Regions from separate parts of the Homo sapiens genome. Here all the other regions are linked to region 2. The links are chromatin loops, found by intact Hi-C in ENCODE. Cell type or tissue: heart left ventricle. All regions are shown on one strand. Links, peaks and the distances in the headings refer to the core of each region. The heading gives the core; the rest is flanking DNA. Region 1 overlaps DTNA (dystrobrevin alpha). Region 2 has its middle 49 kb from the start of DTNA. Region 3 has its middle 110 kb from the start of DTNA.

The links. A loop is a pair of places that touch in the nucleus more often than their neighbours do. Peaks named below come from ENCODE experiments on the same cell type or tissue, not always from the same donor. Only the 100,000 strongest peaks of a DNase experiment are listed, where the experiment ranks them.
Region 1: a loop joins it to region 2, with 2.4 times the contacts of the local background. A loop is called at or near these places in 10 of 110 quality-filtered maps.
Region 3: a loop joins it to region 2, with 2.8 times the contacts of the local background. A loop is called at or near these places in 16 of 110 quality-filtered maps.

What each region holds. Positions count from the first base shown.
Region 1 is chr18:34,725,840-34,733,989 of GRCh38, reverse strand. The region is part of intron 1 of DTNA (dystrobrevin alpha); the gene reads right to left. Among named protein-coding and RNA genes, the nearest start is that of DTNA, 20 kb to the right of the region's middle. In heart left ventricle, for the core only: a CTCF peak has its summit at 4,531 (motif pointing left); no DNase peak of the experiment used is centred there; H3K27ac peaks cover 2,223 bases.
Region 2 is chr18:34,657,469-34,665,618 of GRCh38, reverse strand. It overlaps a transcript of DTNA not described here. Among named protein-coding and RNA genes, the nearest start is that of DTNA, 49 kb to the left of the region's middle. RefSeq lists enhancers at 5,219-5,722, 5,723-6,226. In heart left ventricle, for the core only: CTCF peaks have their summits at 3,737 and 3,941 (motif pointing left); a DNase peak (open chromatin) is centred at 5,778; H3K27ac peaks cover 2,433 bases.
Region 3 is chr18:34,594,448-34,602,597 of GRCh38, reverse strand. It overlaps a transcript of DTNA not described here. Among named protein-coding and RNA genes, the nearest start is that of DTNA, 110 kb to the left of the region's middle. In heart left ventricle, for the core only: no CTCF peak of the experiment used is centred there; no DNase peak of the experiment used is centred there; H3K4me3 peaks cover 690 bases; H3K27ac peaks cover 1,095 bases.

The DNA of each region.
Region 1 (8,150 bases), core at 1,656-6,655, 68 kb before region 2:
GGGATAATGATAGAAGGAACATAGAGTTGGATCAGGCTGAATTTATTAATTTGGTCCCACTAAGTAGAAACTCTGCCTTTAATGTTGCAGCTCAGGGAGTTAAAAAATATTCTAATAGTTTATTTGCTTGGTTAGCTGAAATATGGATTAAAAGAGGCCCACTGTGAGTGAGCTGGAAATGCCTGATCTCCCTTGGTTTAACATAAAGGAAGGGATCCAAAGGCTTAGGGAGATTGGGATGGTGGAGTGGATTAGTCACTTTAGACCTACTCATCACAGCTGGGAGGGTCCAGAAGATATACCCTTGACCAATGCCTTGTGAAATAGATTTGTGAGGGCAGCACCTGCATCTTTGAAGAGCTCTGTAATTGCTCTTCTCTGTATGTCAGATCTAATGGTGGTAACCGCAGTCACTCAATTATAAAATTTAAATACAGTGGGAATAATTGGATCCCAAGGTGGCAGGGTCCAAGTTGGCACTCAACCATCAAAGGCACGGTGGGCATAGCTACCATAATGGACAGCAGAAGCAGACCTGCAATCAGAATAATCTGACTTGTGTAGCACTCTGGCATTGGCTAATTAATCACGGTGTTCCTAGAAGTGAAACTGATAGGAAGCCTACTGCATTCCTACTTAATTTATACAAGAAGAAAACTTCTAGGTCGAATGGACAGAAGACTAATTTGAATTATAAAACCAGAGAATCACAGCCCCTCAATCAATTTCCAGACTTGAGCCAGTTTGCAGACCCAGAAGCCTTCGAATGAAGGGGAGGCTGGCTCCTTTTGAGGAAAGACCCCACTACATTACTGACAATTTATGCAGTGAATCTTTCTCCCATTCTTCCCCAAGGAGACCTCCAGCCTTTAACCAGGGTAACTGTGCACTGGGGAAAGGGAAGTGATCAGATATTTCGGGGACTACTGGACATTGGCTCTGAGCTGACATTGATTGCAGGGGACCCAAAACGTCACTGTGGTCCTCCAGTTAAAATAGGGACTTATGGAGGTCAGGTAATTAATGGAGTTTTATCTCAGGTCTGACTTACAGTGAGTCCAGAGGATCCCCGGACTCATCCTGTGGTCATTTCCCCAGTGCCAGAATGCATAATTGGCATAGACATACTTAGCAGCTGTCAGAACCCCAACAACAGGTATATCGCAAATGTTGAATAGGACTCACTTACACTAAAAAATACTCACCATTTATCTGAAATTGAAATTTAACTGAGCCTCATGTGCTTTATCTAATATTCCTACTAACATAGCACTTTAGACTTAGAAAATATTTGTTGTGTGATTTAATTTTCTTTGCTTGGGATTATAGAAGAATGTCTTTTCCAGCTTGCTGATTTTTATTTTTGCCATGGATTTTTAAAAATTCAAATGAATTCCATAACCTGAGCCAAGCTTCTAAAACGTAAGCAGGGAGGTGCTCTCACAGGGAAGGAGAATAGAACCCAGCTCAGTCCAGGTTGCATCCTTTGCTACTGTTTGACATTTGTTTCTTTAGCCCAGGCTTCTCATTTTAGATAAGTAAAGGAGGATCGCAGAGGAAGGTGACTGCAAATCCAGTGTCTTTGCTTTGGATCACGCTGTCTTGGCATATACAGGTGACTCTGCTGTATAAGAATGAGTTATATTCCTAGAGTTAATTTACAAGCTTCATTACAGCACAGAGCACATTGTCCTCTTCAGAAAAAGCTATAACACTAAAGTTAGATTAGTAGGCAATCCAACAAGTTAGCTGAAAAACAAAATACCTGCCATGAAGAAAATTAGGGGGAAAAATAAACTACTTCAAATAAATTATGGGTAAGGTAGGTTTCACTGGACTAGTCTGAAAATGTAATGATCATGGTGTTAGTGAGACAGTGTGGAAACAGGCAAATAAATATTCTCTTTTCTTTTCAGCTTCAGGGATACTAATAAATGGAACTTGGATAGGGAGGAGACTGATTTGGTGGTGAGAGTAGAAAATGCACAGAAAGAATGAGTGAATAAAGAAATGGAGTCTCTGCTAATCTTTCCCAAACACTTAGACAGCTGACAATGTTCCAACATCTTCAGAGTTTTCACCATCCCTCACCTGCCCTGTCACTTCTTTCCCCTATAAAGTTAAAACTGTAAAGAAAGAAAAACTCTCCACATTTAACACTCTCCATTTGACCATTTATCTATTCATTAATACAATAAAGAGTTAAATATGTGGGCCAGGCACTGTACAAGGCACTGGTGACACACAGGTAAACAAGACAGAAACAGTTTCTGCCATCAGGGAACTTCAGGGAGACATACATTAAGAGATGATTACACAAATAATTAATTATAATTGTGATAAGTGATACTCAAAGAAGTACAGTTACTGCAAACACTGGCTACCCAATACAGAATCATCATCATCATCATTTCTTCATTATGCACTTGCTATGTGCTGTACTTTGTGCAAAGTATTGTATATCCCTTTTATCTAAAATTCGCACAAATCTTTTTTTTTTTTTTGAGACGGAGTCTCGCTCTGTCGCCCAGGCTGGACTGCGGACTGCAGTGGCGCAATCTCGGCTCACTGCAAGCTCCGCTTCCCGGGTTCACGCCATTCTCCTGCCTCAGCCTCCCGAGTAGCTGGGACTACAGGCGCCCGCCACCGCGCCCGGCTAATTTTTTGTATTTTTAATAGAGACGGGGTTTCACCTTGTTAGCCAGGATGGTCTCGATCTCCTGACCTCATGATCCACCCGCCTCGGCCTCCCAAAGTGCTGGGATTACAGGCGTGAGCCACCGCGCCCGGCCACAAATCTTGAAAAATAGCAAGGTAGAAATTATCACCATTTTCAAAAGATAACAGATAACCCTTTTTTTCTATTTATAGCTTTGCTTTCAGAGGAGGCCATTGGAAGACCCTTTGTTCTGGGCATCTTGATGCATTTGAGTATGAAAACTTGGAACAAGAACAGAAGAGAGCTAAATTTCTCTGCATAGTAAGAGGGAAAATATTTGTGTTCCTAGGAAACTATCTGGAGGCATATGTGAAGGGTGAAAAAAGCAGATAGAGGTTTCTGGAGAGACATCAAAGGCTGTGAGCCTCCCCACACCAGTCCTTGCCAACCCCAAACCTTCAGTGAAGTTACTGGACACACCAACATGAGTGAGCTCTTTGGTGGTCACCAGTGAGGGGACAGAGTTTCACTTGCAATTTGATAAAGGGGGAAAAGAGAACACAATGTGCATAGATATTAGGGTGAGAGGAATAACAGGTTAGGGGACAGTAACTCCAGTATTCCCAAAGGTGGTGAAAAGGGTTCGAATTGGTTTGAGCCAACTTTATGTGAGCCCTCAAGGGGCTAGGAAGTCCCAGCTGACAACTGGGTTATCCAAATGAGGACATATGGACACAGAGAGGTCCCAGAGCCATGAAAATTACTATATTTGAACCCAAATCTGACTCCAAGGTCTATATTCTTCCCACTTTGCCATGTTCCCTCAGTTTTTGCCAAGACTGAACAAGGGGCCACAATGCAACACTTCTGACCTGTGATTCTTGAAGGAATTAGCTCCAGACTAACCAGAGAACAGGCTGGCCATTCTCACATCAGAGCCCCCAACAACTGTGTACTGCTTTAACACTTCAAGTTTAAAGCACTTTTGCATACATTACCTCATGCATGGAATTTTACTTCTTCTGAATGAAGAACTAAATAAATTGTGCTAAATAAATCTCAAGCTGTTGTCAGTGCTTTTCACTACAAATTCCTCACCCAGCAGTTCCCCCATGGGTATTATCTGTTAAGTGCAGCTTTGCCCAGTGCAGTCACTCAGCTGGGGAGCAAATGCAGAACTTGGATTTGTTGTGCTGCAGACAGGCTTCAAGAGCAACTCGTACATCCTGTAGGCTTCGGAAAGAAAACTGGGGACACAATGTCCTGGTTCAAGCAAATGCCTACATTTATTTTTGGAATTATTCCTTGGAACTGTGGAGAGATGAGTTTTTTCATGCAGAACCAAGGACAAGAAACAGCAAGGTTAAGAAAACACAAATCTTGAAGTCTTAAAGCTCTTCTAGACTTATCTAGTGTGTCCTGGAGGTTTAATCACTGGGTAGAGTAAATCCTCAGCAGGTATAAATAACCTTAGGTTTCTTTCAGATTGTCTGCTTTGGTTGGGGAACTGCCAGATCTACAATGACTATTATTTCTGGTTGCCATTTATGTCTTTCCACCTTGAATTTCCCATCTTCCATCTTTTCTTTGTGTCCTAATTTAGAGTGTGTTTACTTTTGTATCTTTGAGAGTGCCTCGTATGCTGTGGAAAATACTCTTTGAATGCCCAATATGGAATGTGCCCAGCCTCCTTCAGAAGTTTTAAAAATTTGAGTGTTAAATTATTTTAGTTTATTTGAATCCTACATCTGATTTTAAAGTGTGAAAAATATACAACATTTTACCTCAGTCACACACTCAGACGTCCTGTTCTCTTCCTTAGCTTTCCTCAGAGCGGGGTTCTGAAGGAGAGAGCAGCAACCTGCCACCTACAGGAAGGTATTAAAACTTCTAGTTGCCCCTGTGCCATTTCTCACACACAGAAACACAGAATGTCTCTCTCTGTCTCTTGATTGCAGGTAAAGCAGCCATAAGAACTCAAGGAAGACAAAACATTTTAGAGGGGAGGTTTGGCAATGACATTAGACACACTTGAGTTCAAATCTCCTTGCTGCCAGGTACTACCTGCATGTACTTGAGCAAATAACTTGTTTTTCTTACCCTCCATTTCCTTATTTGAAAGTGCACATAATAATTTTCCTTATATAATTCCACGAGGACTGACTGAATAAGATGATTTTGTAAGACATTTGGTATTATACCTATGAGTTCCTGCCATTGACATTGACATCATACTCTCTTTTCAATATTCCCTTTCCTCTTTTTTTTCTTGTGACTTCTCTGGGACTCTCTTCCAGGTAATTGTGGTGGGGCTGCCTGTGTTTTCCTTCAGACATAGAGGTGCACAACTGAAGGGACCCCGGGTGTCAGAATACCCCACCCACTTGGCCATGGTGACCATTCAGGGCTGTACACACACCCCAAGCCAGGCTTTCTCACTTACTTGCTGGGATCTTTGAATTATTAAGAAAAATCTCCTGCTCAGAAAGTGAAGCTGGTGGGGTGTGATTTGGGGGCTACTGGCAGCCATCTTACCTGCTGTTTGGGAAGCCTCTTTCCAGGAGCTAGTGAGAGGCATAAGGTTTGGTTTTGTGTTTGAGTAGGAATCACTGAAGAAAGCTAAGCAGAAACAAGCAAAGCCTTGAAACAGGGAAGAGAACTTGGGGATGCCCTTTGGGCCTCTGGATCTAAATGAGTCTGCAGCCAACTGTACCCAAGTCCTTGTTATTTACATAAGCTGATTCCTCCTTTTTATTTTTTTTTGAGAAAAATACTTTATTTTATAATATTCTTTGAAAAAAGTACTGGAAGGAAATATATAAAGCCCTCAACAGTTTTATCCTGGGATGAGAATAGAAATTTTAGGTGGGGAAATTTTACTTTTCATGTAAAATATTTCTGCATGAAAAATTATTTATTTTATTTTTTTAAATTTTTTAAACTAGTTGAAGTGATATTTCTCAAACCTGCAGCAGGAGGAGCCTATTATAATTCCCTTCTGTTCTCCTATACTGCTTTTCATAAACTAAGAAGTGGGCCTTGTTTTTTGTCCTTTCTTTGTCAAAATCATTTTTGTCCTGATTTCTTAACATATAGAAAAACTCCAATAATTATACAAAAGAAGATAAAAACCATACTATTAACATTGCAGCTGATAGTCTTCTTGCTTCTTCTATACGTAGCTGCATTCACATTGAGTATGCAATTTCAAATTCTCACTTTTAACTTAATATCACAACATTGCGAAAGTAATACGTATCTGCTGAAGAAAATTCAGAAAACATAGGAAAGTAAAGATAGGAAAATTAATCTATTACCCATGGACAGTCATTAAGGATACCTTGCTTTATTTCTATCATTTTTTGCCTTTTCCCCCCCTCCCTCTTAATATTAGGATTAGATAGTAGATGGCATTTTATAAAAAACATATCCTCTTTCACAAAACACTTTTATAAGACATTTTAGGCGCTGAGTGCAGTGGCTCACACCTGTAATCCCAGCATATTGGGAGGCCAAGGTGGGTGGATCACTTGAGGCCAGGACTTTGACACTAGCCTGACCAACATGGTGAAACCCTGTCTCTACTAACAATACAAAAATTAGCCAGGGAAGGTGGCACTTTCCTGTAATCCCAACTACTTCGGAGGCTGAGGCAGGAGAATCGCTTGAACCTGGGAGGTGGAGGTTGCAGTGAGCCAAGATTGAGGCACTGGACTCCAGCCTGGGTGACAAAAGCAAAACTGTCTCTCTCAAAGAAAAAAAAAGGACATTTTAAATGGTTTCCATCATGCAGATGTTCCATAATTTATTTAACTTGTTCTTCATTGTTGGGCATTTAGTTTGTTTTACAGTGAAAATTTGTTTTCACAATACTGTGAATCAATATCCTTGATTCACAAGGATATTATAATACTGGGATCAGTATCCTTGTTTATAAATTCTGGGCCAAAAATATTTCCATTTTAGACATTCCTAAAAGTAAAATTACTAGTCAATGGTCATAAGTATTTTAAGGAAATTAAAAATATTATCAAGCCAAGACAATGGGAAAAAGGCCTTAAAAGCATTTCAGAAGGCTTCAGGACAGTCCTCCCATCACCAGCCCAGGATCACAGTAGGAAAGAATGGGTTTTGGGGCCAGGCCCAGGACCCTGCTGCCCTGTGAAGCCTCAGAAAACTGCTCCCAGCATCCCAGCTGCTAGGGCTCCAGCCTTTGCTTAAAGGGCTTCAGGTACAGCTCAGGCTGCCGCTTCTGAGAGTGCAAACTGCAAGCCTTGGGGGCTTCTACGTTGTGTTGAGCCTGCAGGCACACAGAATGCACAAGTGAAGGAGGCTTGGCAGCTTCCACCTAGATTCCAGAGGATGTATCAGAGGAAAGCCTTGGTGCTTGCCGCAGGGTGGAGCCTCCACAAAGATACTTTCCTAGGGCAGTGCTAAGGGGAAATGTGGGGTTGGAGCCCCACACAGCGTCCTCACCAGGGCACTACCTAGTGGAGCTGTGAGAAGGGGGTTGCTGTCCTTCAGTTGGGAAAATGGTAGAGCCACTGGCAGCTTGCATCCTGAGCCTGGAAAGCCACAGGCACTCAACTCCAATCCAGGAGAGCAGCCACTCGGTGGCAGTCTGCATAGCCATGGAGGTGGAGATGCCCTAAGTGTTGGGAGTCCATCCCTTGCACCAGTGTGCTCTGGTTTCAGGACAAGGAGTGAAGGATTATTTTGGAGCACTAAGGTTTAAGGTCAGCCCTGCTGGGTTTCAGACTTGCATGGGGCCTCTTACTCCTTTCCTCAGGCTGATTTTTCCCTTTTGGAATGTTTACTCAATGCCTGTAGTATTACTGTCGTTGGAAGCAAATAACTTGATTTTTATCTTACAGGCTCATAGGTGGAAGGACTTGCCTTGAGTCTCAGAAGAGACTTTGGACTTTTGAGTGATGCTGGAATGAGGTAAGACTTGGAGGCTATGAGGAAGAGATGACTGTATTTTGCAATGTGAGAAAGACATGAAATTCGGGGGACCAGGGGAAGAATGATAGATTTGGATATTCTGATCCCTCCAAATCTTTCTTTTTATTTTTTTTTAAATTATTATACTTTAAGTTCTGGGGTATATGTGCACAATGTGCAGGTTTGTTACATAGGTATACATGTGCCATGTGGGTTTGCTGCACCTATGAACTCGTCATTTACATTAGGTATTTCTCCTAATGCTATCCCTCCTCCAGCCCCCCACTCCCCGACAGGCTCTGGTGTGTGACGTTCCCTCCCTGTGTCCATGTGTTCTCATTGTTCAACTACCACTTATGAGTGAGAACATGCAGTGTTTGGTTTTCTCTTCTTCTGTTACGTTGCTGAGAATGATGATTTCCAGTTTCATACATGTCCCCGAAAAGGATATGAACTCATCCTTTTTTATGGCTGCATAGTATTCCATGGTGTATATGTGCCACATTTTCTTAATCCAGTCTATCATCGATGGACATTTGGGTTGGTT
Region 2 (8,150 bases), core at 1,065-6,064:
GGAAGGGGAACATCACACACTGGGGCCTGTTGTGGGGTGGAGGGAGTGGGGAGGGATAGCATTAGGAGATATACCTAATGTTAAATGAAGAGTTAATGGGTGCAGCACACCAATATGGCACATGTATACATATGTAACAAACCTGCACATTGTGCACATGTACCCTAGAACTTAAAGTGTAATAAAAAATATATATATAAATAATTCTTCTCTAATATGCATTAAACCCCAATCATAAATCTTGTTTTCATAAAAAATTTGTATACAAATGTAGCAGTTATTTGGACACAATTTCATTGACAAATTCTTAGCATGAAAATCAGATTCTTAATATTTTGTTGTTGTTGTTTGTAATGTATATCTTGTTTCCCTAAGGAAAAAAATATTTGTGTGCAAAATATGGGTGGTTGCTTTGTTAGACAAAGAGATACTTTTACTGGAAATCATAAAAAGACAGAAGCATCTAATTCTGGGAAAGAATGCTCAGGTCTTGCCCTTTAGTGGTGCATTTCTACCTTAACTGGTGGCCTTGCATATGACATATGCCTTAGGAGCCACCTGAGGGTTACTGAGAGCTTGACTTAGCATTTTCATCTGACTCTGGGGAGATGAGTACCTTTAAAAAAAAAAAAAGAAGAAGAAGAAGATAGAAGATAGAAGATAAATCATTTAATTTGGTTTCAATAAATTGCCATGCTACTTTGGGGTTAAAAAAAGGGATCCCATATCCTACATCAGAGGTTTTTAAACTTTTTGTTCTGAAGACCTCCAAGAGCTTTTGTTTATGTTTATTATACCTATCAATATTTACCCTATTAGAAATGAAAACTTATAAACTTTAAAAATATTTATTTATAAATTCACTGGAGATAAAACCCAAAGCTACTTGGCAAGCTAATGGAAAGCTAAAGCTATTGATAGGTGTACTTGTCCTTGTGTCTCTGTGATAGAGCAAGTTTGTACCCCAGACACCTTCCACCTGTCTGTTTAGGCCCCTTCCTCAAACCCTATTCTCACTCCACAACCACACCACCAGTTTGGAAGGCTGGTGTAGCAGAAACAAGACATATGGACATTGTATAACCCAGCATTCAGGTGGTGGAGTTCCTTTTATTCCACTTGCATACTATTCTAAGTGCATTAACCTACCCCACCTTTCCTCCCTTGATTCTCATTATACGTTTAAAATTGACTTAATAAAGCACGTGATTGGAGCATCTTAAAAGAATTGGTCTATAAATTCATTTATGTGACAATGATAAACCCATTACATGTGACATAAATAAAATAATATATTTTTAATAAAATAGAAATATTTTCCAAAACAAAATTTTGGTGATAAGCATGGTTTTACATTTTTTGGAAATCCCCTAATATCTGGCTTAATGGAAGATAGCCAGATTTACCTATCTGCTTCTGCATTTAATCTATTGGAATATGTTTTGGTTGACAAATATGAAGAAACTCCAGGCTCACATAGACTTGTAGTTTGAAATAGTAGAGTCTTTTCATAGCCTTTCAGATTATTATGGACAGTTTTCTTTGATACAACAGTGAAATTCAACAAGTGATTGTTCCTTAAAAATGGAATGTGGAATCTGAAACATATCAATGAACTTCATATAATCTATTACAGTAAACTCAATTATTTGTCTCATACTTGGTATAGTTTTTAAAAAAATCTATATATGATTTTATGACAAAATAGTCTAGCTCACTTAGTAAAGCAGATCTTCCAAATGTTTACGTATTATTTTTGATAACAAAAAATTACTTTTGTTAATGTCACCACGAGTCTCATCAAGAAAGGTATTGAGAAGCTGTCAAGTTTATAGTGGCAGATGTAGGCTTTTCAAAATTCTAATTTCTACTTGAAAGTTTGAATTTTATCATTGTCAGAAATTCCTGTCAGTTGTTTTTTCTGGTGACAAGCTTATTTCATTCAATTTCAAAAAACATTTGCCAAATACCCCTGCTGAAATAATCATAGTTTGTCTGCCCATTGTTCTTTCAAAAAAAAAATGTTCTATGAAAGAAATGACTAGTACCACTTGTACCTTGAACAATAATACTTGGAGACAACTACCGCACCTCAACATATTTCAAAAGTGCTTTATGTGTACTTCCCATTTCCTTGCACTATTAAAAGGATGTGGCTAGGCACGGTGGCTCATGCCTCTAATCCCAACACTTTGGGAGGCCAAGGCAGGAGAATCGCTTGAGCCTGGGAGTTCAAGACAAGTCTGGGCATAGCAAGACATATCAAGACCTTGTCTCTACAAAAAAAGAAAAAATTAGCCAGGCGTGGTGGCATGCACCTGTATGTAGTCCCAGAAACTTAGGAGACTGAGGTAGGAGGATCACTTGAGCCCACGGGGTCAAGGCTGCAGTGAGCCACGATCATGCCAATGAACTCCAGCTTGGATGACAGAGTGAGACCCTATCTCAAAAAAATAAAAAGTAAAAATAAATAAATAAAATAACGTCATTTACACTCCCAAGACTTAATAACATGCTTTTGCTGTTGCTTGCTTTGTTTTTCACTGGAAGTACATGGGAGTGAAGAAATATTACTACCAGTAGAGCTTGGTGCCACTGCCTTCAACCCCTAGTAATAGATTCCAGCAGTTTTACTTACCATTACTTTTGCACATCTGTGTGACTGTCCCATAGTGAAAAAGGCAAATAATATGATAGAGTTGTTATTAAAATAGTTTTAACCTCAAGAATCTCATGAAAGTGTCTTCATTTTGAGAACCGTTGTCCTAAAAGGAAGGGCATATATTAAGGTTGTTGAGACAAATCTCTGAGGTTGAATAACACAGTTGTTCCTCAGGGTTAAAGGAGATCACTTAGCACAGTGCCTGACACAACTGTCAACTCAACAGATGTTAGCTATGATTACTAATATTTATATTATCATTTCTTTTTCAGATCAAGAAGCAATGATATGAGTAAATCAGAATATCAGCTGTGTGTTGGAATTTATCCTACCTAAATCCAAATTTTAGTTCTGCAATTCTTCTGTGAGTATAAGTTACATGCAGATATGTTTTTCCTGCTATTTTAAGTGAGACTGAGATTTTTGTCCCTCACATGTCAATTTTGTAAATCCTTGGGTAATCAGTCATGAGAGACATTTCTCAGTCATTAGTTAGTGGGGACAACTGAGAGAAGGTATTTGACTGGGTCCCAGGATCGCCCAGTCCCTTATCTTCTTCCTGCCATATCATGTTTGGGAAGCAGGTATTTCCAAAGGGTTATGCAAAGCTCATAGGGACATCTAGCTGATGTAAATGATGGAAATAGGTAAGTGTAAGTCAAGGAGACCAGTCACATTGTGCCTGCATATTTTACTCTTATGAATATTTTTTACTGCCTCCAAGAAATATGTTCTCTCTCATTTTCCTTGAAATTACAAGAGGCTTGCTTGCTATGTTATTCTTTTTACCATCTTTGACCTGAGTACAAAAAAAAAAAAAACAACAACCGGTTCTTAACAACAAAATGATGCAAGCTTGATAATAAGTAACAGCTTACATTTAATCTCGGTGTTAGAAAAATAGAGAGTGATAGTGATGGAGTTGAAATGAAGAGTTTGTGCCTTGTTTATAGAGAGAAGCTCCCTCTGACTGCCACACAGAGGCGCAGACATACAGTGTGGCCACATCTTTCTATTTTCAAGCTCAGGGTGGAAATCCAGATATTTATGTGAAATTTTCCAATTTATAAATGTTGCCCCAAACTGGGTAGGCCACATAAAACATGTTGGCAGGGTTTGAAAGCTGCCACATTTTTGATTTCTCCAAATATATAACTTAATTTCCCTCCATGATCTCACTGACCATTATCCTCTGCACTTAACTCTGTCACCTCTCCTATCTTGGGGCAAAGAGGGTGGGAACAGTGGATGGAGAGGCGCCTTTATCTCCCTCTAGTGGTGAAAATATGCCAAAACAACTAGCTGAATGTTCATTCATCCTGTTTATTGAAAACTCATCTATGCGAAACTCATCCTTTGTCTGATTAAAATTAGCAAAACAGACTCTGGCTGTTATGTGTGAGATGTGAACTGAAAGGAAATTTTACTACCAGTGCAGATTAGACTCTGGGGTAAAAGAAGCCAGAAAGAGGGAGCAGGGATATCAGCCCAAGTAGGAATTTAGAAGATTCAAGAGTTTCAGACCTCATCACCAGGAAAAGAGAAGAATCTAAAAACTTGTACTCTAACAGAAGGCAGGGCCATCAATACATACTGCAGCTGGAAGGCATACACTAAGTTTTATGGGCAAAGTTGAGTATAGTGTGAATGATCAACGTATCCACTAGCTAGAGCAGTGTCTAGTAAGTACTGCTAATTTGATCCCTGTTTTAAGTATTTAATAGTACCTTAGCTCTTATTAATTAATGGAGAGCATCTCATATTCTTTGTTTAGAAGCTCCACTTGGGGAAAATGTTTTCAGGGTGGAGAATGGAATACATTTTGCAAATAAACAGAATTTCAAATAGGTTAGTAATACAGAGCTAATAAATGATACTGAGAAAGATAAAAAATAGATATCATAATAGTTGTTGACAAAAGAGTCAAACTCTGAAAAATATTTGAAAAGATAAATTTTGAGCCAAATATGAGTGGGCAATGGTCAGTGACACAGCCCTGTCTCCTGAGAACATGTGCCCAAAGTAGTCAGGCTTCAGCTTAGTTTTATACATTTTAGGGAGACAAAAGACATCAATCAATACATGTAAGATGTACACTGGTTGGGTCAGGAAAGGTGGCACAACTCAAAGCGGGGGTGGGGAGCTTCAAGGTCATAGGTAGATTCAAACAATTTCTAATTGGCAATTGGTTGGAAGACTTAAGTTATTGTCTAAAGACCTGGAATCAACAGAAGGGAATGTCTGGGCTAAGATAAGGGGTTTTGGAGACCAAGGTTCTTATTATGCAGATGAAGTCTCCAAGTAACAGGCTTCAGAGAGATTAGATTGTAAATGTTTCTTATTAGACTTAAAAAGGTGCCAGACTCTTAGTCGATTCTCTCCTGGATCAGGAAAAAGACCTGGAAAGGGAAGGGGATTCTCTACAGAATGCAGATTTTCCCCACAAGCAATAGCTTTGCAGGGCTATTTCAAAATATGTCAAAGAAATATAATTTAGAGTAAAATACTTTGATATCTTTCAGGGCCTGCTGTCTGTCAGGTGATGCTATACTAGATCAGGCTGGAATTTGGTGACCTATTGCTACAAAAAGTCTTAAGATCTCTGTTTTAATGTTAATGCTGCTCAGTTGTGCCTGAATTCCAAAGGGAGGATGTCTGACCCCCCACTTCCTCTCACGGCCTGAACTAGTTTTCCAGGTTAACTGGAATGCTCTTGGCTGAGAGGAGGGGTCCATTCCGATGGTTGGGGGGCTTAGAATTTTATTTTCAGTTTACACAGCTTTGCTTCATTTGGATGCCCATGGTGTCTTAGAACACTGTCCCCAAGTATTATATGCCTGTAGCTCAAATGTCAACTTTCAAGGATGGTTCCCTCTCTTGTATACTCATTTCTTTGCCTTCTGCCCTCCTTGGTACACTCAGATAATTTAAAGAACTGAAATACAATTGCTTTTAAAAGCTCAATACTTCATTATACTTTTGTTTTGAAAACAGTTTTTGAGTTGAGAGTATGTCAGCAAAAGCAACCAAAAGAATGTGGATGTTGTTACAAGGTCAGCTTTTCAGCAGCCGTAGGCAGCCATTACTGGCATTCTGTCAAACAATCACCACTGGCAGCGGGGCCATTCATAGGCAATGAGTCAGCAGCTCTGACAGCACTAAATACGGTCACCGGTTAATGCGCAAGATAACAGGCTCACATGCTCCTTCAGAAAGGGCTGGTGAGAGGAAGTATTTTATTTTTCAAGTTTATTTAGAAGAAGATCAGAATAGGTTGTTAAAACCCAGATGTTAAATGAGTGTGTGTGTGTGTGTGTGTGTGTCTGTGTGTGTCTGTGTGTATGTGTACGTGTTAGAATCTAGAATGAAATATATATGGATTTCTTGTGTAAGGAAAAACATGTTCAAACTGAGAGCTGAAATATCAGAAGCTAGGCATTTCAAATGAGATACTGTTGTACAAAGAAGTGCCTGCCTTATACCTGGGCTGTACAGTCCAGTAGTCATTGGCTACATGTGGCTATTGAGCAGTTGAAATGCGGCTAGCCCAAATCAAGATGTGTTGGAAGTGTAAAATCTACACAGGATTTCAAGCATACAGTACAAAAAAGGAATAAAAGACCTCATTAATAACTTTTTATATTAGTTACATGTTGAAATGATAATAGTTTTGATATATTGGACTAAGTAAAATATATTTAGATTAATTTCACCTGTTTCTTTTTCCTTTTTTAATGTGGCTACTAGAAAATTTATAATTACATATGTGGCTTGCATCCTGTTTCTATTGGATAGTACTATTTTAAAGGAAGATATTTGCTATCATCTCCTTCCAGTCATAACACACACATGCGTGCACACACACACACACGTACAGTAAATGGATAGGAAGGCAGTAGGTGTTTTAAAAATGCAGGCTGCAAAATTCCACTTAAGGTGCTGATTTGAAAATCCCAGTTCTCTAAGCTAAAGAACAGTGCAACATACTCCATAGCACTGAAAGATATTCTACCCTGAATTGTCATTAGGCCTCAGCCGTGGTTACAGTGGAGAAAGAGTGTTAGCCATATTTATTTAATTCTGGCCATTTTATTAAGAAAGAAAGGGCACTGTCCAAGATGCTGAGAAATGACACTCTCATAAAAGAACAAAATGAGCACTGTAGAAATAAATTAGTGTTGTTCTCTGGACTTTTCTGTTCTGTTTTAGACTTGAATGCTCTTAACACTGCTTTGGTGGTGGTAATCAAGACAGTATTATAACATATTGGGCTTAAACTTTGACTTAATAAGGATTTTGATAAAGGCCACATTCAGTGGCTCAAGCCTGTAATCCCAGCACTTTGTAAACCAAGGGAGGTAGACTGTTTGAGATCAGGAGTTTGAGACCAGCTTGGGCAACATGACAAAACCCCATCTCTACAAAAATACAAAAAAATTAGCCAGATATGGTGGCACACTCCTGTTGTCTCAGCAACTCGGGAGGCTGAGGTATGAGAGTCACTTGAACCCGGGGGGCAGAGATTACAGTGAGCCAAGATCACGCCACTGCGCTCCAGCCTGGGTGATAGAGCCAGACCTTGTCTCAAAAGACAAACAAAGAAACAAAAGAATTTTTATAAAAGCAAAATTTGGATACTAATTTGGCTGTTTAAACAGCTACTGAAAGATTGTAATTTCTAGATTTGCCTGACTGTTTTTGTGCTTTGAGTCTGATTTGTCACTGCTAGTAAATTATCCCCCTAAATTCTGGCTAGTGTTGAGGGATTCCTAGTAGCCTTTCTCCTATATCCTGCTGCATACTCTCTCCTTTTTAGTTTCAGTGCTTGAATCAGTTTCATCAGTCAGCTTCTTTCATCTTTTTCTTAGCCAATATCTACTTAGAAGACTTTGGAGTTTTGGAGTCAAACAGATGCCAGTTTGAGACTCTGAAGTCAGCCAATTCTCCTGAAATTTCTCTTTCATCCATTTTAACTACTGACTTTAATTTTTATGAGCAAAGCTGGAAAGCAAGTAGCTGAGCAGAGGTTTCATTAATAGTGGCCAGGACTTCCTGAATGATTGTCCAAAGGTGTATTCTAGCAATACAAAGATGGCAGTGTGTGTGGCTCCTGAGCTAGTTGGAAGAAAGTGTGAAATTCTTCAGATTCTTTTTCATTCAGAGCTATGTGATGTCTCCCCTCCTTCCCAAATGCATAACCTAATTTCATCCCTCAAATTCAGAAACTGAAATTTGGATAGACTTCTATTGGAGAATGGCTCATGGTGTTCCCCTAAAATCTCTGTTTAGTAGTCTTCCTTGTCTAAATGGAGAGTGATGTATGAAAAATTTAGTGTATCCATTTAAAGTTATAAAAATATTTTAAAGAAAAATTAAATGGTTGGTATTCTAATGATTTTTAAGTATATTTTTGCTTTCTCATTAAAAAAGACATTGTGTTACAATATAAACATTTACATGATAAATAAAAATAGATTACTTTTACCAC
Region 3 (8,150 bases), core at 2,139-7,138, 64 kb after region 2:
CAGCCTTAGAGGTTCTTGCAACCAGAATTACCAAAGTGTGTTTTGTGGTGTTGAAATGTGATATATCTCTATCTATCTATGTATCTATCTATAATTATAAAGTTCCATAGTCAAATTACACTGGAAAACACTGGGTTAAAGAAAGTCAAACATATCCCTTTAGTGTAGAACTTTTATGCATTCTTAATGCAAATGTTTACCTAAATCTCCAAGAAAGGGATACGGTATACAGCATGTTCCAAATTCATTTGATCCAAGATTCTTATCCCAGCCCTCCCCACAATACACACATAATATTTCCTAAAATTATTGGCTTCCAAGGACACAAATTGGATTTGCTGATTTAAATGACAATTCAAAGGACCTTAAAATATTGGCTTAAAAATTTTCAACTCTTAAGTGTCTCAATCTTTGAATTCCTGAGTTTTATCGATTATAGTTAGTGCTTAAAACTAAATGCTAAGCAAAGGGTAGAGTACCAATAATATAAATGCTATTCGAGACTATGTATTTCTAATATATAATATACATCACCATTCCTCTGTGCCATATTCCCTGAGCCTAGGCCTTTTACTCTGTCTACTGATTAAAGTGGGGGCTGAGGATTAGAATTGTATTCAATTTCCTTTTTCTCCATTTCTGTACTACATATGAGCAGTTCCTAGAGAGGAGAAAGCATTAAGATTTCACATTTACTTTCTGCATTCTGTAGGAATTGCCCCAACGGAGTCTCCTTACACTTCCCAAAACTGTTTATGGGCAGGACTCCCTGAGTGGTAAGTGTAAGGATAGGTAAAATCCTAGAATTCCATAGTGGTGGAGAAGCTGGACAGAAAAGGTCACAGACATGGAAATGGTAAAGATTTAGACAGCTGAAAAGTCTCAGTGGAGATAAGAGCCAAAAGATGTAAACAGGCAATAGACATTAGTATCAGATCGCAGGTGGCGTACATTTACCAAGTATGGACCTGTTCACAGATATATATGACTTTAAGTCTAAATCTGTGTTACTAAGGGAGTTTTAGGCTGCCTATTATCCAATAGTGTAGAAATTCCTCAGAGCTCTACATAAATATTCCAGTCCTTTCTCTTTCTAAGCACATGGTGAGGTAGGAGGAGGGACTTGACTCCAGACGCTGGGCTCAGACACTGGAAGGAGTTGAGGACTAGCTAAAACAGGGCCAGTATGGAAACAGCTTTCCATAAGACATGCTTAGCAGTATGCCATGTCAGTTCCCCATTGCTATGGCAACACCCAAAAGTTACAACCCCTTTCCATAGCAATGACCAGTGACCTAGAAGTTACCTTTCTCCTAAAAATTTCTGCATAAATCACCCCTTAATTTGCTTATAATTAAAGATATAAATATGACCACAAAACTGCCTCTCAGCTGCTACTCTGGACACTCTATGGGGTAGCCCTGCTCTGCAAGGAGCAGTACCTCTGCTGCTGCTGTACACTGCCACTTCAGTAAAAGTTGCTGTCTAACACCACTGGCTTGCCCTTGAATTCTTTCCTGCCCTAGGCAAAGCCAAAAACCCTCCTGGGCTAAGCCCCAGTACTGGGGCTCACCTGTTCTAGGCCAATGGTAGGATCATATTATACTTCCCATCCAACTGAAGTTAGGTGTGGCCACATGGCATGCTTTGGCTAAGGGAATGTGAGTATAAGGAAAATGGGTCATTTCCAGGTGAAAACAGCTGTGTAGAGAAGAACCTTCAGCTAATCTGTGGTGGCTAAATTGTATAAGTGAGAAGGAAACCTGGTTTCTATATGTCACTGAAATTGAGAGTTGTTTGTTACCTGAGGAAACCACCCATAGTATATCTGGAACACTTCATATGTCTACATCTTAGTTTTATCATATGTAAAATAAATGTCTCTTACCTACAAAATAACTTCAAACATTGGATGCATCTGGGAAGAATTGCTACATTTATCTGAGGTGTTAAATATCTTTTGGTTAGTAAACATGATTCTTCAAATATGTAGAAATGAACAATCTAAGACCTGGAAGTTCATATGCATTGGAAGATAAATTTCATTCAAAATTATATCTTGTAAAAAACTAATTAAGGCATCTGTATTCCTGAACTGTGATTAATTCAGTGAATTCATTGTTTCAGCATCTATAAATGTGTGAACTATCACACTATATAGGAATGAGTACAAAAAATAAACTGAGACTTAAAAAGAAAAATAATTAAAGTAACTCTATTGCTCTTTTTAAAATACTTAGAGGTTTACAAAACTTTCATGATTCAGAGTGTCTGAGTCATCTTTACATCATTTTTATTTTGCAAAAATGCCAAGTCCAGTTTTATTTATGCAAATAAATGTGTTTCTATTTTATATTAAGATTTAATTAAATATGTAATAAAAAATACACATTTGACTTAACTTTTTTTCAGAATTTATTCAGCTCTCTTTAAGCTCTTCTGTTACATAAGTATCTCCTAAACAAGAGATTTTTTAAGAATCTCAAGACTATCCTCTAACTTAGCTTTCTGAGAAGAAAATACTAGTTGTTGAGAAAGGCAAAATGACTTTTTAAATATGTGTGGAGATTAAGACAAATACATTTAAAATATCAATGAAAGATACATAAAGAAATTTGTTGGCTGGACACGGTGGCTCACACCTGTAATCCCAGCACTTTGGAAGGCTGAGGCAAGCAGATCGCTTGAGGTCAGGAGTTCGAATCAGCCTGGCCAACATGATGAAAGCCTGTCTCTACTAAAAATACAAAAAATTAGCTAGGCGTGGTGGCGGGTGCCTGTAATCCCAGCTACTTGGGAGGCTGCGGCAGGAGAATTGCTTGAACCCAGGAGGTAGAGGCTGCAGTGAGCTGACAGCTGTACTCTAGCCTGGGCGACAGAGCAAGACTTTGTCTCAAAAAAGAAACAACAAGAAAACAAAACAACGACAACCAAAAACAGGTAAAGTCATGATTTTCCTACATTGCTTCTGTAATAAGAAAAAGTAAAATGAAGGGATATGGAATTTTTCAGGTTTGAGGGTTTTGTTTTCCCTTTTCAACAACAAAAAAGAAAAAAATTGTTAATTAAATTCATTGTTTTAACATGATATCCTTCAGTACCAGTGTCCGGTGAAGGGGGTGAATAAGTAATTTCATTGTCTACACAGTTAGAACAAAAGGTAGGAGTTCAAATTATTGAATTAATGAGAAAAATGAGTTCAGCTGTTTGGAAGTTATGATTAGAAATCAGCCATTATTCAAGAGCTAGTTTAGAGTTCTTTTATAGATGAGGCAAAAAAGAAAGGCCAATATCATATTTTCATATTTTGCGATGAAGAATTCTGGGATCTCAAACACTGAGTTTGAACATTTCATTAAATTCAAAGATGTTTTCTGAAGATACATTTTCTGAAGATACATTCTGAAGCCCCACCCATACTGGGGCTTTTCTCTTTGTGAAGGTAGGAGTGTCCTGTATGAGAAATAATATAAGCCAAGTTTCTTATTTATCTAAATCTCAGAAGTTGGCGTATCAAAGCCTCACAATAAATGTGTAAAAAGTTTATAAGTGGTCCAAAGAGTATAAAATTAATTAAACATCCTTGGAATTAATAAGTTATATTTCCTCTTCCTCTGGTTCCCATCAACTATATTCAATGTTTAATAAACAAATACAGTTTTTCTTTGCTTAGCATAGGCTTTTAGAAAGATGATATTCAAATTGCACTTCAAGGCCTTAAATTTTTTTTTTGAGATGGAGTCTCGCTCTGTCACCCAGACTGGAGTGCAGTGGCGCGATCTCGGCTCACTGCAAGCTCCACCTCCCAGGTTCATGCCATTCTCCTGCCTCAGCCTCCCAAGTAGCTGGGACTACAGGTGCCCACCACCACACCTGGCTAATTTTTTTTTGTATTTTTAGTAGAGATGGGGTTTCACCGTGTTAGCCAGGATGGTCTCAATCTCCTGACCTCGTGATCCACCCGTCTCGGCCTCCCAAAGTGCTCAATTACAGGCGTGAACCAATGCGCCTGGCCAAGGCCTTAAAAATTTTAAGAAAAGTTTTCCACAAGCTTTCACAATATTGTATTACATAAACACTCAACTGCTTTCTTTGTAGCACCACACTGTGATTTGAAAACAACCCAGTGTTTTCTAATGGTTGAAATTGAGGTTGTATGCAATGAGATAATTTTCATTTAGTTGTGCCTCATTGACATTTTCCCATTGTGCTATTTAACATTCTGGACTAGATTTGTTGAAATATGTCAGTTTTCCCACTCTATGACTCTTTTGATTATGAATCTCTCTGATAATAAACAGCTGACTCACCATACTTAAATTTCTACTCTCTTGTTGTCACAATCAAGTTATACATCACATTTGGTAAAAAAAAAAAAAAGAAAGAAAGAAAATAGAGAATTCCCTTTCCCCAAGACAGTGACAACAGCCAAATAAACATGTTTTTACTGACTCCACTTGACATACAGGATTACTAATGATCATTATTCTAGACAAAGAGTCTAAGGTCAAAAGAAAAAATGATGTTTAGAATGGAAAAGAATATATTAACAAAACAAATTCCTCAGAAACAAACTTCTTCTGAATAGTCATCTGTTCATTTCTTAAACATTTTTTTGAGTGGTTCCTGTGTGTCAGTGACTGAGAATAAAAAAGCGAGTAAGACACAAGCCACAGCATTAGGGACTCCCAGAACAGTGGGTGAGCTATACACTTAAAAAGAAAGTACAGAAAGTACAGTGAAGGTGACTTATGAGGTCAACCCTAAAGGAAAAGTGGGGTTTTCCCACAAAGGAGAGAAGCAATAGGCATTCTGGGGGGGCGGGGGGCGGTGGGGAAAGGTAGACTAGCACAGAGCTAAAATAGTATACGGCATATTGTGGAGGCAGCCATTGTATGTGATTGAAGTGTTGGTGATAACCAGTGAAGCAGTGGAGTCAATGTTTGAGAAACAGATCGAGGCTTTGTGATGGACCTTTTAAGACATACTAAGGACACTAAGCTTTATTTTGAAGGGAGTCATGAATCACTAAAGATTTTTAAGTAGGGGAGCAATTAATTGAAGTCTATAGTTTTTAGAAGATGGGTATGTTGGTTTCAGCAAGTGTGTATGTAGTGGCAGGGTGAGGGTGTGGATGGAGCTTAGAGACAGGAGAACAACTGGAAGACCATATAATAGCCAAGTTAAATGATGAAGACCTGAAGTAGAGCAACTGCAGAGAGAATGGAAAGCACGGGATTTAAGAAGATTTTTTAAATGTCTTAGTACTGGATATAGGCCAAGAGAAACCAGAAAGAGTCAAAATCAACTTCTGAGAGTGAAGGATGCTTGTGGGATGGATTAGAGGTTAAAGAAATTGCCAAGGAAAGGGGCCAGCTAGGGACAAATAATACTGCACAGCCATAAAAAAGAATGTGTTCATGTCCTTTGCAGGGACATGGATGAAGCTGGAAACCATCATTCCCAGCAAACTAACACAGGAACAGAAAACCGAACACCACACGTTCTCATTCATAAGTGGGAGTTGAACAATGAGAATATATGGGCACAGGGAGGGGAACATCACACACTGGGGCCTGTCAGGGAATTGGGGGCTAGGGGAGGGATAGCATTAGGAGAAATACGTGATGTAGATGACGGGTTGACGGGTGCAGCAAACCACCATGGCACATGTATCCCTATGTAACAAACCTGCACGTTCTGCACATGTATCCCACAACTTGCGTATAATTAAAAAAAAGAACTGTTAGGTGGTGTTGACAGCTCAAATAAAGTCAGAAAACATGAATCTTTCAATCAGCATGCATATGCAATTTTCTCCAAAAAGTTTGAATATATCAGGTCACAACTAAAAAATAAAATCAGAAAAGTTATCTGAAATCATTAATGATATCAGCAAACTTTGATATGTTCTCTAGAACGAAGAGTGTAAAAAGAAACAACTATAATAGCAGTAGGATGAATTTCCATTTCTGGTAACAGTAATGAGAGAATCTGGACTGATATACCCGATGTAATAAGATATTTGTATGTATTACCTGATGTAATAAAGATATTTGAGATATAAAAACAGTAAAGAGGCTGGGCATGGTAGCTCATGCCTGTAATCCCAGCACTTTGGGAAGCTGAGGCAGGTGGATCACTTGAGGCCAGGAGTTCGAGATGAGCCTGGCCAACATGTTGAAAACCCGACTCTACTAAAAATACAAAAATTAACCAAGCATGGTGGCATGTGCCTGTAATCCCAGCTACTTGGGAGGCCAAGGTACGAGAATCACTTGAACCCAAGAGGCAGAGGTTGCAGTGAGTGGAGATCAATCGCGTCATGTCACTGCACTCTAGCCTGGGCAACAGAATAAAACAAAACAAAACAAAACAAAAAACCAACCAACCAAACAAAAAACAGCAAAGAGCCTTTAGTAAGATGGTGAAGATTTGGCATATGAAAACTTAGGAGAAGATCAGAAATCAGAGAGGTGAGGTCACTTTTAAAAGCCCTTGGGCATATGACTATCAGGAAAAAAGATCTGAGAATCTAGCTTTACACTTCAAGTAGCTTTCTGTGCTTCATAGAAAAGTCAAAGTCCTTGGCCCTCAGGTGGGGCTTTAATTAACTAACCCAGCTTTATGCTGGTGTCATGAAAGGTCATACTCTCCTTTAGGGGAGGAGTGAACCTACCATTCCTCTCACTGATTTGCAGCCTTCTTGTCACAGAGGTGATTCAGGGAACATCAGGAGTTGTACTTTGTCTAAGATGATTCTGGTCTGATATCGCCCCCAGGTGCCTGGCAGAAGCAAACCAAAGTCTTCTCTGGAGGAAAACATTATCACTTAGATCTCAACTTACTCTTACGATCTTTAATTATAATGTAATTTTAAAAATACATTTCCAGCATAGAGTCAAAGATATCCAAGCAACCAAGAAATTAAGACACCATGAATGAGAACTAGCAGGAAGAGTAATAATAGAAACAAATCCAGTAACACTTGAGATACTATAATTATCAGAAATAGATTATAAAACTACACTTAGGATGTTCAAAAGAATAAAAGCTAAGATTGACAATTTTATACAAGAATTAGAAACTATAAAAGTGATATAATAGTAGCAGAGAAATATTTGTCTCTTTTTCTGTCAACACTATTTGGCCACATAGTTTAACATTCTTCATTTTAGAATTTTACATTTTGTGTTCTTTTTTGTGTTTTTTTTTGACACACTGAAAAAAAACCCAAATCCCACACTGGTAAGCCTAACATATTTTCATTTATTTTATAATTCAATAAAAAACATATTAGTTACATAAAAGGTATGCCTACATGTGTTACTGTGTGTACCTGAGTGTATGGTGAGCACCCAGGTGCATGCATTCACAAACTTCTTGGAAGCACCTGTGATTTCTGCCAGGTTCATTCTTATTGTCAACCATTCAGTACACAACTGGTAATACAATGTCACAAGGCACCCAGTATGACCACAGAAAATTTACAAAGTTAACACATGATTATGGGGAAATGAAAATTAATTGCAATTGCTTGCAACCTAAAGGGGTTAATTATAAGTATTACCCAAGGTTAACTATCATTTAACAAATTGTCTAAACTGTCACAAGGTCAGATATTTACACTGAAAAGCAAATATTACTGGGGGACTTAGTACATTGACTTTAAAACTCTCTTAAGTCAGATTCTTTCTTGAGTATAGGTCTTGCTTGACAAGAAAACGGGGGCGCTGAGTAGTCATATTCATCAGGGGTCTGGAGGGATAAGGAGGACTGAGAGGGAGGGAAAATTGGACAGAGAAAGGAGGAAAGGGGCATCAGAACTGAGCTCTGCCAACTTCACATTTGCTTGGCCTCACTAGATTACTCAGTAGTTGTAAAATCAAATGACTTTATCAATATAATGCCCATTTTTCATTTTAGAAGAGTGACACAGTGTATTACTTATTCTCATCAAAGTTGAATGAAAAATCCATAAGAAGCCCTTCATTGTTTGTACCTAGTTTAGCCAACTTAGTTCATTAGAATCTGGTCTATTTGACAAGACAAAAAACTGGCCAGTTACATTTAACAACTGTTCATCTGTGCACTCTGTAATAACAGCGTCAGCAGATTTATTTTCCCCATATAAAGTAGAATTTCCAATT